Linked DNA regions of Homo sapiens: region 1 is linked to region 2. A link is a contact called in ENCODE Hi-C or POLR2A ChIA-PET data. All regions are on one chromosome and are shown on one strand. The core of a region is the stretch at or near the end of the contact, and the rest is flanking DNA. Distances in the headings are between cores, read along the strand shown. Region 1 holds the start of TRIL (TLR4 interactor with leucine rich repeats). Region 2 overlaps CPVL (carboxypeptidase vitellogenic like).

Region 1 (7,787 bases), core at 4,538-7,037, 77 kb before region 2:
CTTTCATGATGCTATACTTTCTGAGGATGGTGACAATATTGATACTAGGCCATGGTCTGGAATTGGGAATAAACTTCTAGCACTAATATGCTTCATCACCATTTACCTTCCAGTCTTATAAGAACAGGAGGGAGTGCTTAAACACAAATAACAGGCAATTCAGTTCTCTCTTTTAATGGTTTCATATATGTTGCTGTAGTTTTGGTGACAATCAGGTGTGTGACAATTTAGTGAAGGTGTTCTGATCACATGCTAATTATTTATTACCTGGTAGCCCTGCAAAATCCCCTGCATTATGGAAGCAGTAATCCCATTGGTTGACCTGAAGGTCCCACAACATTACAGACTGGCCAGTGGCTCTTTCACTGAATACTCCTAACTCATACCAAGTTTATTCTTTTTTCCTTAGGAATGTTATCTTTTCATAAGCTGTGTAGTGACAAAAATCAAAAATTACTTCCAGCTCAAGATAATTCCTTCATATTTTTGACCATGAGAGCCAAAGGGCTTGACTTTTCATCAGTTTCCTTTAAACAGGCAATGCCTGCTGAGACCCGATCACCTGCACCTTGATGTCACTGGTGTCCAACAGCACTTTCATGCTGTGGCTGACCATCTGCTTTTAGAGCCATTTCATTGTTTCTTTGCACATAACATCACACATCCTTTTCTTAAAGTCCATACTCACCTATGAAAACGGAAATAAAAAACATTAAAAAGGACAGAAAGACATCAAGCTTATGTTTCATTTCCATAAATGGGAACTGCATTGTGTCATTATGAAAGTGTATAAAATATTTGGAAACTCCAACAAATTATCTCTATTAGTGGGTTTATTGACATAACTGGACATAACAATGTATAACATTTATTCATCTCCCACTGAAAGACTTCCCAGTGAAACTAAAGTAGAACACAGATCCAGGCATTAGGCATTTTCAGTGATGTTCTATGGCTGAAAAGGTGGGTGGTGAGGAGAACCAGAGGCCTTGTCCATACTTGCAATGGGACTCAATATTACCCTGCTGGGCAAAAGAAATAGCTAGGAGATGCAATAGTGCTATGATTGAAAAAAGCCAGGAGCACAAAAGGTGCCAGATAGCTCCCTGGTTGAAAATAAGAGCAAACAACACTACTGCTCTCATGTACCAGTATGCTCTCAATCTAAAATAAGCCCTGGCAGCAAACTAAGAATGACAGTCTATTTCCTGTGGTTTATTAAGTTTTGGCCCCGCAGACGAGACTGCCAGAAAAGCAGCTGTAGTTTTAAGTGGTCTGGACATTTACTCATTTGAACATAAACAACGATCAGCTCATTCAGATGGCTGGTTCCCTACTCAGCTGTTGAGAAGAGGGCAGGCATGGGTCAATCTAGGCCAAACATAAAAGGAGTGAACTGGGGTGAAAGACCCGGGGCTGTGATGGATTCCCTGAGTCACCAGGACCCTCAGGGGCTTAAGGCCCTAAACAGAAGATTCCACTGTCAGCCTTAGCACCATTGCAGTGACCTCCATGGTACTCCACTGCCAATAAATCCATAACCACTGTGACCATAACCACAGTGTACATTCTCTTAGTGACTGCATTTTTAGACCACACATAAAATTATTAATGTAAACCAAACCACTACACTTAGTGATAAACATGTACTTCATAAATAGCAGGGAATGAAAGTATCCCAAATAGTTGGAAACAACTGAACAAATAAAGGATCCTACCCCTAAGTTTAAAACAAAAACATTTAAAAGAAATACTGCAACTATTAACTAAAAGATAAGATTTAATAACACAGTAAGACACTCAGTTGGGGAGGGATTAATTGCAAAATATATCATTATTTCACAGTGAGGTTTAAGTACTCATAACAATCTTCTGGTTTTAGTAGAACAGATACCCACTGGTGTATTTTTTTCACATTTGTTTTCTATAATTTCTTCCCCTCTACTATTTCATATAAAGACACTAATGTGGTCAAACATTAAACTATCAATTGACAATCACCTTTTGCTTCCCTATTAGGAAATAACCTTCATTGCTTAACTGCAACTCAAGAGAATTAGGGCACAGTCAACCATGTCACTGATAAAAACATAAGAAGTAATGCATCACATTTATTCCAATCTAAACACACTGTCACAGATGTGGTAAGTGAACTGGAACACTGGTGTTCCCCAGTGGGTCATCAGCTACATATACATCACATTCTTTTATCAAATCTGGCATTGAAATTTCCTTTTCCATATATAGGTTTAAAAAAATAAAATTAAAAAAGCCACAGGAGCAACCCTGACAGAGAAGTCTTGCATGCAGCCTTCTCCTGAGAAAGTATGTAATCTTAGTTATCCTCGAAGTCAGCAAGCGCTCTTGTACTGTTAATATTAAAAGGAACATAATAAAATGGCCCAGTCCAACTAAAACAGTCCTTGAGTCTATTGGTCAGTTCGTTAAATGTCAGAGCTTTTCACATTTTTGAAAAAAAAAAATGCGTCTCTTATTAAACTTTAAGGTATCCTGAATGCTCTATCAGCCAACATAAACGAGTTCCTTGGCGGGTATGTTAAACTTTACCACCTGTTTACATCCCCCTTCTTGGCAGAGATCACCAAACCAGTGGAGTCCCTGGCCAAGCCTCCTTTGTAATGGTAATAAGTTCCTTCCTTAAATAGAAACAAAACTTCTCTGTTTGACACTGAGCAAACAAAAAGCATGCACCCAAATATTTCTGGCCATGTTGGGGGCACAAGCACCCCCTTTCTACCCCCAAAGCCTGGCTTCTGCATTGCAGTGCTACAAAAGCCATTCGCATAGCTGTGTCAAAGCCTCCAAGCGAAGCCTCCGACCTCAGCATCCCACCATCCATTTGTCCCCTACTCTGGCTCTGACCACCAAGTACCATCCATTTACTTCTCGAGTATTGGGAATTGGGGGATGGTGCCCGAATTGGCCCTCTGTCCCCACCGGCCTCTCTGGCAAGTGCACAAAACGGCACTTCCCCTGAGGTGGGCTGGTGGGCCTCACGGAGAGGCGGCTCCTTAGGGCCAATGAGATGGTCTCTATATGCCCTGGACCTAGTCGGCAAATCGCTGCAGGAGACGGTCCTCCCGTCTCAGGCTGCCGCCCGCGCCGCCGCCCGCACTGTCCATGAAGCGGTCGCAGGGGAATTCGATGAGGTCCGCCTCACTGAGCGCGCACACGGTGGTGCGTGGCCGGTGCGACTGGAATCCCGAGAAGTCGGCGGACACGCCGGTGCCCATGGAGCGCAGGGGCCGTCGGGTGGAGTACATGTGCCGAACGTGGACCGGGGCCCCGCCCTTCCGCCTAGCCCGCAGTTTCCTACGCAGCCAGCGAGACGCCCAGGCCGCCAAGGCCAGGAGCACCAGCAGCGCGTTGACCGTCAGCAGGGCCAAGGTCAGCAGCTGGTAGTCGACGCCGCCCCGGCTCCCGGCCTCCGGTAGGGTGACCAGCCCCGCGCAGTGGTCCCGGGGAGCCACAGGGCAGACACGGCCCCCAAGCACGCCCTCCACGCACACCAGGTAGGGGGTGTCCCCGCGCAGCTCGCGCAGCGTGGCCGAGTCGCTGCTCTCAGGCAGGTAGACGAAGCGGTGGAACTTGGGCTGCTGGCCAAAGCGGTCAAAGAGCAGGCGGAAGCGCGCGCCGCCCAGCGGCCGGGGACTGCGGTGCTCGCGCACGGCCCAGCGCACCGAGGCGCTGTCTGCGCCCACCGCCTCCACCGTCAGGTTGCACAGAATGAACTTGTTGAAGTCGCATGGGTCGGACACCAGCGGCGGCAGCCCGGCCCCACCGTCGGACTGGGCGGCACGCTCCTGGTGCTCCGTGCCCAGACGATGCTTCGTCGCGCGCTGCCAGGGGTCGCCGGCGGGCGATGGCGCAGAGCCAGGAGAGGCCGTTGGGGTGGGCTCCGCGAGGGCGGGATCTGCCCGAGTCGGACGGCCCCGCTGGGGCTTCTTGTGCAGGTCTAGGGACTGTGGAGCCGGGCCCGCGGCGGCAGCGACGGAGGGGCTGGGCTGCTGGAGGCCCGGGCCCCGCCGACTCAGCCTTAGGGCGCTGCGGTTGCCTACCAGCTCCCTGGCGGCCCCATCCCAGGCCACCCCAGCTAGAAATCGCCCCTGCTGCTGGAGCTGCGGCTGCGGCGGCAGCTCCTCCGCGAGACCTGCAGGTGGCGTCATCTCCTCCCCTGCGGCCGTGGGTAGGGGCTGCCGCCTGCGGTCAGCGGTCAGGGAAGCTGAGGGCGAGGGATCCGCGCAGGATCCATTTTGCAGCTGCTGGTCATCCAGGTAATCCAGGTATTTGCCTCGCAGGGCCGGGGGGTGGCGACACTGCACGAAGACAGTGAGGAGCCGGCCCTGCGAGTGCCAGTCGCCCATCCAGCGCTTCAGGCCTCGCAGCCGGCAGTCGCAGGTCCAGCCGTTGCCGTCTAGATCCAGCCGATAAAGGGCTGGGCTGGCGGCGAAGATGTCCCCGGATAGGGCGCTGAGCGCGTTGTTGCGCAGGCTGAGCTCGCGCAGCCGGCCCAGGTGGCCGAAGGTGGCCGGGTGCAGGGCGGACAGCTCATTGCCGCTCAGGTCCAGCGCCTCCAGGCTGTGCAGAGGCTCCAGCAGCGCAGTTGGCAGCTGGCTCAGCCGATTACCCTCCAGGCGCAGCTCGCGCAGGGCCTCCAAGCCCCAAAAGGCCTCAGGCGCGAGGTGCGTGAGCTGGTTGCCCCTGAGCGAGAGCAGGCCGAGACGTGGCAGGTGCTGGAAGATGCGCGGCCCGAGGTGCTGCAGGTTGTTGGCCGAGAGGATGAGGGAGGAGAGGGAGCGCAGCGGTGCGAAGGTGGCCGCGTGGCGCAGGGAGGGCTGTAGCTCGTTGGCAGAGAGGTTGAGGAAGCGCAGCTTGCCTAGCTGGGCGAAGGCGTTCTTGCCCAGAAAGCGGATCCGGTTGGACTCCAGATGTAGGTAGAGCAGGTTGCCCAAGGGAGCGAAGACCGCGTCCGGCAGCGCCCCCAGGGCGTTCCCGTCCAGCCGCAGCTTGACTAGACTCTCCAGGCCCTCGAAGGAGCCGCGGCTTAGGCGGCTGATCTCGTTCCCGTTGGCGTAGAGGATGCGCAGCTTGCGCAGCGGGGCCAGCGTGCCCGGGGCGAGCGCCTGCAAGAGGTTGTTCCCCAGGTACAGCTCTTCCAGCCGCGAGAGCTTCTCGAAGGTCTTGGGGTGCAGAGAGCGGATCTGGTTGTACTGCAGGTCCAGCCGTCTGAGCTGCCCCAGACGGTGGAAGTCGAAGGCCGTGATGTTGGTTATGAAGTTGCCGCCGAGGCTGTAGGTGAGCACGTCGTGGGGGCTCGGCAGCGAGCTGGTCTTGGGCACTACGCGGAGCCCCCTGTTGGTGCACAGGAGATGCTGGGGATGCTGGCAGTCGCAGCGCTCCGGGCACACGGGCTCGGCCAGCGGCGGGAGCGCGAGGCAGCCGCACACCACGAGCAGGAGGCGCAAGGCGCGGGCAGCCTCCATCGCCTCCCGCCCTGCGTGCAGCGGCCGGATCGTCCTCTTGGCCCGCCGGCTCTGTGTCTCCTCTGCATTCCCCTTAGCCTGGCCAGAGTCGCTAAATGGCCTCTTTCGGACTTCGCAGCGCCGTCCAGCCCCTCCTCCGTCCTTTGTCCGGAGGCCGGCCCGGGTCTCTGCAGGCGGGCTTCGCCCGGCCAAGTCAGGCGGCGCGGGGCGCTCTGCAGACCCCGGGTACTACTTGTTGCATTTCTGTATAAAACTGTTTCTCCGGGTGCGCGTCGGCGGGCGGGAGGAGGGAGCAAGACCCGGCGCTTTTTGTTTGCAGCTGAGTCCGGAGAGCTGGATTCCCTGGCGCGGATTCTCCCAGCCGAGTGGATTCCCCAGCTGCAGGCGGGAGCCGTTCCAAGAGCTTCGCGGGGCGCGGCTTGGCAGCAGAGCCCCGGCTGCTCGGCCCCCGCAGACGGCACCTTCTCGCTCGCGGTCCCGGACGGGGAGGGCGGCTCCAGTGCAATAGCTCGGGGAGCACGCGGGCTGCGTCCGGAAGGGACCCAAGTCTGCGAGCGGAGAGCAAACGGGGCGGAAATTCGTTCTTCCCACACTCTGCCCGCGGGGACGCAGGCGGAGAAAGAGGAGACGGCAGAGGGAGGACAGACCCCGGCAGGGGGAGGAGGAAACACTAAGTGGCTCCGCGTCTGGTCAGCCCGGGCCCGGGATGCCAAGTGAGAAAAGTAGGGATTAAAAACAGCTGTACGGGCCGGACACGCTAGGCCGGGGGCGGGGGAGGATTACCGGGCTAGCAAACGGGATTTGCAGACAGAGACCTTTTTATTTTAGACGAGTACACCAGCCGCTTCTGAGCAGTGGGAGCGCGCCTGGCCTTCCTCGTTGTTAAGTCACTTGCTCTTCCAGGTGCCACCCTGCGGGAAGTTTGGGCAGCACGGAGTCCGCCAGCATTCTACAGGAAGTTTGGGGGAGCACAAGGTTGCCTGCAGAAGGCCATCAGAAGGGGGTAGGTGAACCCAGTCTGACAGTTGCTGCTTGGGTTTTGACGTCGTTGGACTAGTAGCTGAGGAGAGGCACCACCCCCTTTTAGGTGTCTGAAGGGAGTATTTACTCCATCCTGCTGTGGGCTAGAACATGAAGAAATCACAGAACTGGTTCTGCCAACATGAAAGTGTCTCTGCCACATTTTGGTGATTCAGTCGCATTAACTCTCCTACAGTAATAGAGCCCCTGGGGTAGGCTCTGCTCGTGTGCACATACATAATAACCTTCACAGATCCTAAGGTAAACGTTCCTTGCAGGGCCCTCCTGCTTTACGCCTGGACTTGCAGTGATCTTCAAAGTCTTTAGGCCCAAAAATGTTCAGGCCTGGCTCAGTTGGGGAAGCATTATTATTTATTATCTCTAGGGAATGGAGCATTTAATCAACGGCTCCTTTGGGATCAGCCCCTGCTGAGAATGAGAATACACAAGGAGGAGTTGTTAATTATTAATTATTGTTTCTTTATATAAACCATCTTGCTAAAAAATAAGGGCCCTTCCCCTATCCAAGGTGTTGAGAAAACGTAAGTTTTGAGGACGTACTCTGCAACAATGTGGAAAATTAAAGGAAAGATACAGATCCTCACCTGAAGACAATGACAATCTAGTGGGAAGGGCAATGAATGCATTGAAAGGTTAGATAATAATATAAGGCAGTAATAGAGAACACCACAAAAACAAAAATTATTTTTTTTGAGGTGGGATCTCACTCTGTTGCCCAGGCTGGAGTGCAGTGGCATAATCTCCGTTCAATGCAGCCATGACCTCCAGGGCTCAAGTGATCTGCCCACCTCAGCTTCCCTAATAGCTGGGACTAACAGGCCCTTGTCACAATGACCAGCTAATTTTTGTATTTTTTATAAAGGGGGAGTTTTGCCATGTTGCCAGGCTGGCATCGAACTCCTGGTCTCAAGCGATCCTCCCACCTTGGCCTCCCAAAGTGCTAGGATTACAGGTATGAGCCACACCACACAGGGTGACAAATGATTTTTAATAATTCTATGTTTCACAGTAATTGCCCCATTTAGCAATTAATATAGTCAAGTGATAGAGGGAAGTTCTGAATTTAGAGAAAGATGAGATCGTTGGCAGGGTAGTCAGTGGTGACTTCGTGGGTGAGCAGGGACCTTGGCTTTGCAGGGAGGTGAGTCAATGATAATTCCAGGAGATGAGCGCTGAGGGGTGGAGCTGTGATAGTCCTGAGGAGCAGCACCTGGCCTGAGAGTGTGAGGAAGGCGTCTAGAA
Region 2 (7,634 bases), core at 2,838-5,337:
AAACAACACTGAGGTAACTCTTTTCATTAATCCTAAAGCAATTTTCAATTTGCTTGAAAAAATAATTCAGATAATTCCCAATTCTGATAAAGTTGTAGAACTAATGGGGACAGTATAAAATGGCTCTTCTTTTCAGAAAATCAGTAGCCAATTTTCTGCCCCCAAACTTAAAAATGTTGAAATTCCTTGTCCCAGTAATTTCAACTTGTAGAATATATTCTAGGAAAACAGGTCCAAAGAAATTTTAAAAAATTATATATATTCATTGAGTCTTATAATGAAAAACTCAAACACAATCCAGAAGTCCTATAATTGAGTAGGTAAATGCACAACAGTATAAGAATTCTATAGGATATTATAAGACCATTTAAAATGTTTCATTGAACCATGATGCAATGTGGGAAATACTTATCACATAATGTTAAGTATGAAAGCAGAAAGTCAAGTATAATGTATATCACAACTATAACTATAAAAATCAATGTACATATTCACATATATGGAATACAAAGTTTGAAAAATGTTAATATTTAGATGGTGGAAATCTGAGTAATATACTCTCCTTTTTTTCTACTCTTACGCTACTTTTATGCAACTAACATATTAATTATCATAAAGTATTGCCACTCCACCTCCAACAAAGAGGTCGGCCTCAACTCCATGCTACTTTTGATCTATTTGAAGGCTCTGATTTGGCCCGAGTGGAGACCTTTGGTTGAATCCTCAAATTGGATATAAAATATTTCACTGCATAAGTTTCCGTCTTTCCCTTTACGGTGCGGGTTCTTAAAAGGCTCAAACATAATTAAAAAGCCCAGGACTTTTACACACTCCAAATCCTCAAGCAGCAGTGGGACAGCAGTCAGACTAAGATGAAAGAGCCCTGGGCCCCCACTGCAGGAACACGGGGCCTTTCATGTTACTCAGTCACCATCACCACCCCCACTCTCCTAAGAAGAAACCCACAGGAAAATCCTGATAGATTTAAAGCCTGTTAAAAAAATTCAACTGAACTCCAGTAATAAAATATTTGCATTGTTTATATAGAGAAATTACCTCAAAGACCTTGAGTACTCATGGCCTCTGCAAAACCTCCTATAGTTGTTTTGGCCAACAGTATGGAAACAATTATATATGATTAGTACCAGTGAACAAGACTTAATTACTTCACCATTCTACGAAGACCTGATTATAGCTGATTAGCAAAGATCATCAAGCATAAAGTGATTCTTCTTCTAGAATTCAGTGTAAAAGATGCTGATCAATCAGCAAATTCATAGTGCATCCATTTAATTTTACTCTCCATGGCCACTACAGGCAGCTTGCATCTCTCATGTGTCTCCCACAGCTTTCTTTACTGACAATCATTACTATATTTTGAAATCAATGTGATGTTTTTTTCATCCTTAAGGGACAATAGCAAAGTCCCCATGTTACAGCAAAAACACATTTATATGTACAGCATTATATTACATGTTGAACTGACATGGAATGAGGACCATCCCTGAGTTGTTAGTCAAGACTTATCTTGTTAGTCAAGACTTATCATAACAAGAGCACCAACTCTCTGGACCAAGAAACAGCAAAGAGCTGAATTGCACAATCTCGCACAGGCAATGTGTAGAAGGTCTACTTTTGGGTACAAATGGAAATCCTTCCTTTGCAAAGCAAGGAAACCATTTTGTATTTCTGAAGGGCACATAAGTCAAATGCAACAAAAAAGAAATCAGAATAACGATCATGAGAAGTGATTTCAAAGGCAGGCCAGCATTAAATATAAGAATTCCAGAGCTCTTATTTGCACCTAAATGTCACATTTACTCTCATGAGCCCCTATAGGAATATCCCAGTTAGGTGCCTCTAGGCTGGGTGAGTGGATGAGATAGCCTAGGACCCAGTGGCTGAGCATGAGAAGCAGGTGGGCACGGCATAGGGGTGGTCCTGAAGCCCAAGGGCACACGCTGGCTACCCACATCCTGATAGAAAAGTTCCAGGGAGGAACTTAGCTCTGACAAGGACAGGTTGGCCAAATATGTCTACACACTCATCCCACTTCTCCCCCGGTAGGGTGACCAACTGTCCCAGTTTGCCCTGGACAGGAGTTGCCCAGCAAGACATGCAGTGCTAAAACTGGGACACTCTGGAGCAAACTTACCCCTAAGGCTTGCTGGTATTTTAAGCAACAAGGTCTAAAGACAGAAGGGAGGAGACAGAGATGAATGCAGCTTTTAGCTACACTTCCCTTGTCAATAGTGATTGGAACAAAACAAGGAACAAGGAAAGAGCTGGTTGGAGTTGGTCTCCAGCGACGTACTAGGCAGTGCCCTGAACATGCATTTCCTCACTTTCCTTTCTGGTCAGCTGTAGGCCTCTGGTAAGGGAGCAAAGCCACTGCTTTTAGAGACTTCTTTTACTCCTTAGAGGGCTGGCTGCTTAGCTTAGTGAAACTGATGGTTATGCAATGTCACAGAAAAATGCTTATCTTATGAAAAAAATCAATGAAAAACTGAGACTTCACTTGTTTGTACTCTAATTATCACATATTTAAAAATGCTTCAAACCTGGGGAAAGAACAAATCAAAATACAGTTATTTGAGCTATGGTTGATTTATTTTAGATTGGCTATCTTCTAGGTTTCTGTTTTGTTTTGTTTTTGGCAAATGTGGTTACAATCCTTTTTTTAAATTTTTTTTAAGAGACAGTCTCACTATGTTCCCCTAAGCTGGAGTGCAATGGCACAATCTTGGCTCACTGCAACCTCCAACTGCTGGACTCAAGCCATCCTCCCATCTCAGCCTCCCGAGTAGCTGGGACTACAGGTGCATGCCACTACACCCAGCTAATTTTTTTGTATATTTTGTAGAGACGGGGTTTCGCCATGTTGCCCAGGCTGGTCTTGAACTCCTGGGCTCAAGCAATCTGCCCACCTCAGCTTCCTTCCCAAAATGCTGGGATTACAGGTATGATCCACCGCACCTGGCCATAGAATGCTTTTTATTTATTGATTTATTTTTCTTCAACTTTTAAGTTCAGGGGTATATGTGCAGGTTTGTTACATAGGTCAATGTGTGCCATGGTGGTTTGCTGTACAGATCATCTCATCACCTAGGTATTAAGCCCAGCATCCATTACCTCCCTCCCCCTGCACCCTCCTGACAGGCCCCAGTATGTGTTGTTCCCCCCATGTGTCCATGTGTTCTCATCGTTTTTTACAAAATAATTCTTTAAAAAGTTTAATTAATTAATTAATTTAGAGACCAGGTTATGAGACTGGCTATTTTTCGTATTTTTGGTAGAGACAGGGTATCACCATGTTGCCAAGGCTGCTCTCAAACTTCTGGGCTCAAGTGATCTACCTGCCTCCTTAAAGTGCTGGGATTACAGGCATGAGCCACTGCACCCAGCCTAGAATGCTTTTATAATGGAAAAAAAAAAAAAAAAGAACAATAATGCTATGAGGTTGGATACCTCAGTTTGGCAAAAGATGAGTCTTTTGGAGAAATAATTTGTAAGAATTCAAATACTACCATACCAGCTCTCATTTTTTTTTTCATGACAACTAGGTAAAAAGCTTAATTTTAATTCATAGACAGTCTTTAAAAACTCATTCCAGAATTCAAGCCTTTCCAAGAGACGGCATTTGGTGACTTGGACCACAAGCATCTTTTTCTTCCTCTTTGTCAAAAGGCAGAGATGAGAAAAGCATCTTTATTATTATTAATTCTTTCTTGCTTTTCAACCTGCTTTCATGTGCATAGAGCTTTATTCTTGTACTGCTTCACAAGGTCAGGAACAGAAGTGTTCCACTGTCCGCCTCCACTTTACTGTTATGGAAACTGTGATACTGTGAGGCAACAGAATGAGTCCTAGATCCCGACTTCCACCCTTCTACCTAAAATTTTTCCTTAAGAAAAGAGCTAAAGTTCCTTCAAACCAACAAGCATTTATTGACTCCCTGCAGCTAACCATTTAGTGCTACCAAAAGCTGCTGGAAACTGAGAGTTAGTTGCATATGAGACACAGTTCACATCTCCGGTTCAGAAACAATCTTGCTCTGTTTGTCTGGCCCTGGTGACATCTCTTAGTCACCTCTCACTTTGGCTCTATGGACAGGATGTGTGTGAGGGCATTACTCACAGTTGGTGGGGAGTGGCCTTGCTAAACCGCTGTGAAATACCAGCAGTGCCTTAAAAACAGGAGCTCCCGAGTGCGTGCTACATCCCCAGGCCTTGCACAGTGCCTGGTACCCCATAAAACCGATGGACAATTACAGGGTATGGATTCTGCTCTTTAATGGTTTCATGTGGTGCTGTATAGTGACCATCTGCTGCTTTTGCATGCCCAGGTCCACTCTCCCTTCTCCTGGAAACTGTACTTTGTGGGTCACCCACACCTTCAGTGGATACAGCCCTGGTGGGAGTTGTCAATCACAGTGTCCTGCCTCCTCTGGCAAAGGATAAGCACATTACCTAAGTAAAGGCACTCAAATGCTCTTTCCCTGGAATTGGAATCATGGGCAGAGGACACAGAGTTCATTGATAAGTCTACTCATTAGTTTTGCTTCCTAGATCCCTAGAATTTTCCCCAATCTGCTGTTCTTTCTTCACCCCACTTCTTCAGTTTTTCCATGAATTCTAAGACCTATCCTGTCTTCCAATCAATTCCATTCATGCTTCAAGTAAGCAGAGTTATTTCTGTCACTGAAACCATGAAATCCAAACTCATACACCTTCGGACCAGTGCAGTGCATGCCAACACACCATAACTGGAACTCGTAGACATGTGGGTGAACTTCCAAGAGCTTCAGCCCCTTTTCTGGACATGAGGATGCGACGAACTATACAGAATTGTAACGAGAACTAATGAGACCATGTACACAAAGTTCCCAGCACAGTGCCTGACACAGAATAAGAGGTCAGTGAGTATTAGGTCCTCCTCCTTCTCAAGCAAGTTGATCATCTGATAATGATTGGAGAGACTCGACACAGCACTTCTTCTAAATAAACCTTCAGAATATAGGGATGGTCTTTCTGTGTCAAATACTTGGTTGTCAATCTCACTCTTTCAGAAAAAGGCCGACTGTAGGAAGAAATCCAGCCAGGATAAACCTGAACTCTATATATATTCAAGCTCTCGAAATAATAACACACCCTTGACTACTAATTTTGCATGCATTGGCCACTGCATCTCAGTCTTTTCTTGAAAGTTAGAGCCATAAATTCATGTATTACTCTTTTAAAGGAACTTCTAATTCTGAAGCCTGGAATTCAAAATCACATGGAATTCCCCCACACTTAAATGCTAGAAAAGTGTGGTAAAGACTATGGCTTTTAAAAGGAAGTTTTTGAGTAATAATAAGACTCTCTTGTTGTTTTTCTTATTATGTTCCAGGAACTGTGCTAAGCATTTTACAGCATTCTCAGAAGGCAGGTGTTATTTATCCCATTTTAGGCACAAGGAGGCAGAGGTGTAAGGAGGTAAGTCAGTGTACCATGATCCCCCAACAGGTGACTGAAATTCAAGTTCAGATCGACCTGAGCCCAAACTGTGTGCTTCTAAGTGCTCTTCCACATTGCCTCACTACTGTCTAAGGTCACTAACCTCCATAAGAACACATTGAACAGGTGCTTTATTCTATATTTGTAATTCCACAAGCAAGTGGCAAACCTAAAGTGTGACTCTTTGACATTAAGGATATATGTTTATAGTTATGTGCATAAACTCTATGGCTGGGTTTGAATCTGACCCCTGCCACTAACTGGCAGTATTATCTTAATTGAGTTAGCCCATCTAGAGCTCAGTTTCTTCATCTGCACAATGGGTATAAGAAAAGTGGCCAGGCGTGGTGGCTCACACCTATAATCCCAGCACTTTGGGAGGCCGAGGTGGGCGGATCACAAGGTCAGGAGATGGAGACCATCCTGGCTAACACGGTGAAACCCCGTCTCTACTAAAATAAATACAAAAAAAAAAAATTAGCCGGGCATGGTGGTGGGCGCCTGTAGTCCCAGCTACTTGGGAGGCTGAGGCAGGAGAATGGAGTGAACCTGGGAGGCGGAGCTTGCAGTGAGCTGCGATCGCACCACTGCACTCCAGCCTGGGTGACAGAGTGAGACTCCATCTCAAAAAAAAAAAAAAAAAAAAGAAAAGAAAAGAAAAGCACATATGAATCGGGAGTATTTATGAAACATGATGCATGTGAAGCATGATAAAGTACACAACGGTACAACAATTTCCAAATGAAATGTTACCTATGGATTAGAATTGTGACTTAGGATGGAGGAGTTAGAACTCCATAAATAACTGCACCAGGCACGCCACTGACTGGACAGAACTAACAGCAGAAGCTTATAAAAGTAGCCGACACTTTCAGACAGAAGTCTTGACCTCTGGCCCTGCCTCAGCCCCGCAAGACCTGTGCTCACTGAGTGATCTTGGATATGTCATCTACTCACTCTGAGCTTTAATTTTCTCCTCTAAATAGTGGAAATAGCTACATCCCACAGCTGTCAGGAGGGCAAATAGGATACCAAACCTAAAGATTTCCTATAACTTGAAGAGCAGGTTTTACCAATGTTTTTATTGCTCTTTATCAAAGATAAACTAAAAAATAAATTCCTATACTGGAGTGCAGAGGTCTTAAGTTGGCTGTGTGAGGCTTGCATTCAGCATGCAGATGTATTTGGTTAGTCCAAATGGTGTTGTTGTAACTGTTTTTCCATTTAGATGCCAGTGTTATGGACCAAATGTTTGTATCCTCCCAAAACTCAAATGTGGAAAACCTAACAGCCAAAGTGATGGTGTTAGGAGATGGGGCCTTTGGAGGGTGATTAGGGGATAAGAGCAGAGCCCTCATGAATGGAATTAGTGCCCCTACAAAAGAGACCTCAGAGAGCTCTCTATTACTCTTTCCACCATGTGAGGATACAAAAAGAGGTCAGTAGTCTGCAACCCAGGAGATCCTCACCAGAACTGATCATGCTGGTAATCTCATCTCAGATTTCCAGCTTCCAGAACTGTAAGAAACAATTTTTTCTTGTTTTTAAGCCCTTAGTCTATGTTACTATGTTACAGCAGCCTGAACTAAGACAGTCAGCATTTAAATATTCGGAGATCTGACCAGGCTGGGCCTGTATTTCCTCTCAGCCACAATGAGCTAACACTTTGCGGAGCTGTAACCCTGAGGCACACCCCCACCCCTGCCCTGGTATCCTCACACACACAGGCACAGGGTGGTTGTCATTTATTCAATGCTTATGCTACTGTTTTTCTTAGAAGAGAAAAATATTCTCTGTATCCATACCTCTGTCATGGGTAAAAAAGATCAGTAGGTCTCAATCCAACACTATCCATTTATTTCACTTCCTTCCTGGATTTGCAGGTGGTTAAGTGTTCCCTCCATCTGAAATGGAAGGGAAGTGGCCTTTTGTCTGAGTTGGAGAAGAGGGCATGCTCACTTGTGTATGTAGTGTGTTTTGTTTGTTTTTTAGTTTACTCATATGAGATCTCTGCCTATTCAACAGACACGTTTATGGAGAGACTAAGGACTAAGTACCATGGGAACAGGTATGGAAAGCTGTGACCCCTGTCTTTCAAATGCTTCAGATTTTTTTTTAACTTTTCAAAGCAGTGAA

Evidence for each region. A loop is a pair of places that touch in the nucleus more often than their neighbours do. ChIA-PET counts read pairs that join two places held with the same protein, here RNA polymerase II (POLR2A). Pooled maps may share reads with other maps.
Region 1: a map of endothelial cell of umbilical vein shows a loop between it and region 2 (4-fold over the local background). The contact joins the promoter of TRIL here to the enhancer-like site in region 2. A Hi-C loop is called at or near these places in 8 of 168 maps with a recorded cell type or tissue (PC-3, Right ventricle myocardium inferior, cardiac septum and 5 more) and 10 of 50 pooled maps. POLR2A ChIA-PET finds 5 or more read pairs at or near these places in 4 of 52 experiments (CD4-positive, alpha-beta T cell, PC-3, WTC11 and 1 more).

The regions. Positions count from the first base shown.
Region 1 is chr7:28,952,543-28,960,329 of GRCh38, forward strand. It overlaps TRIL (TLR4 interactor with leucine rich repeats), which reads right to left and starts at 5,788. Exons shown (of 1, transcript NM_014817.4): 1 at 816-5,788. The coding sequence starts at 5,504. The coding sequence ends at 3,069.
Region 2 is chr7:29,031,429-29,039,062 of GRCh38, forward strand. All of the region lies in intron 11 of CPVL (carboxypeptidase vitellogenic like), which reads right to left. Among named protein-coding and RNA genes, the nearest start is that of CPVL-AS1, 45 kb to the right of the region's middle. Within about 2 kb of position 4,088, at least 3 of the 41 ENCODE cell types and tissues checked have a DNase peak (open chromatin) inside an H3K27ac peak, as active enhancers do; they include PC-3 and endothelial cell of umbilical vein, where a contact is called at or near this core.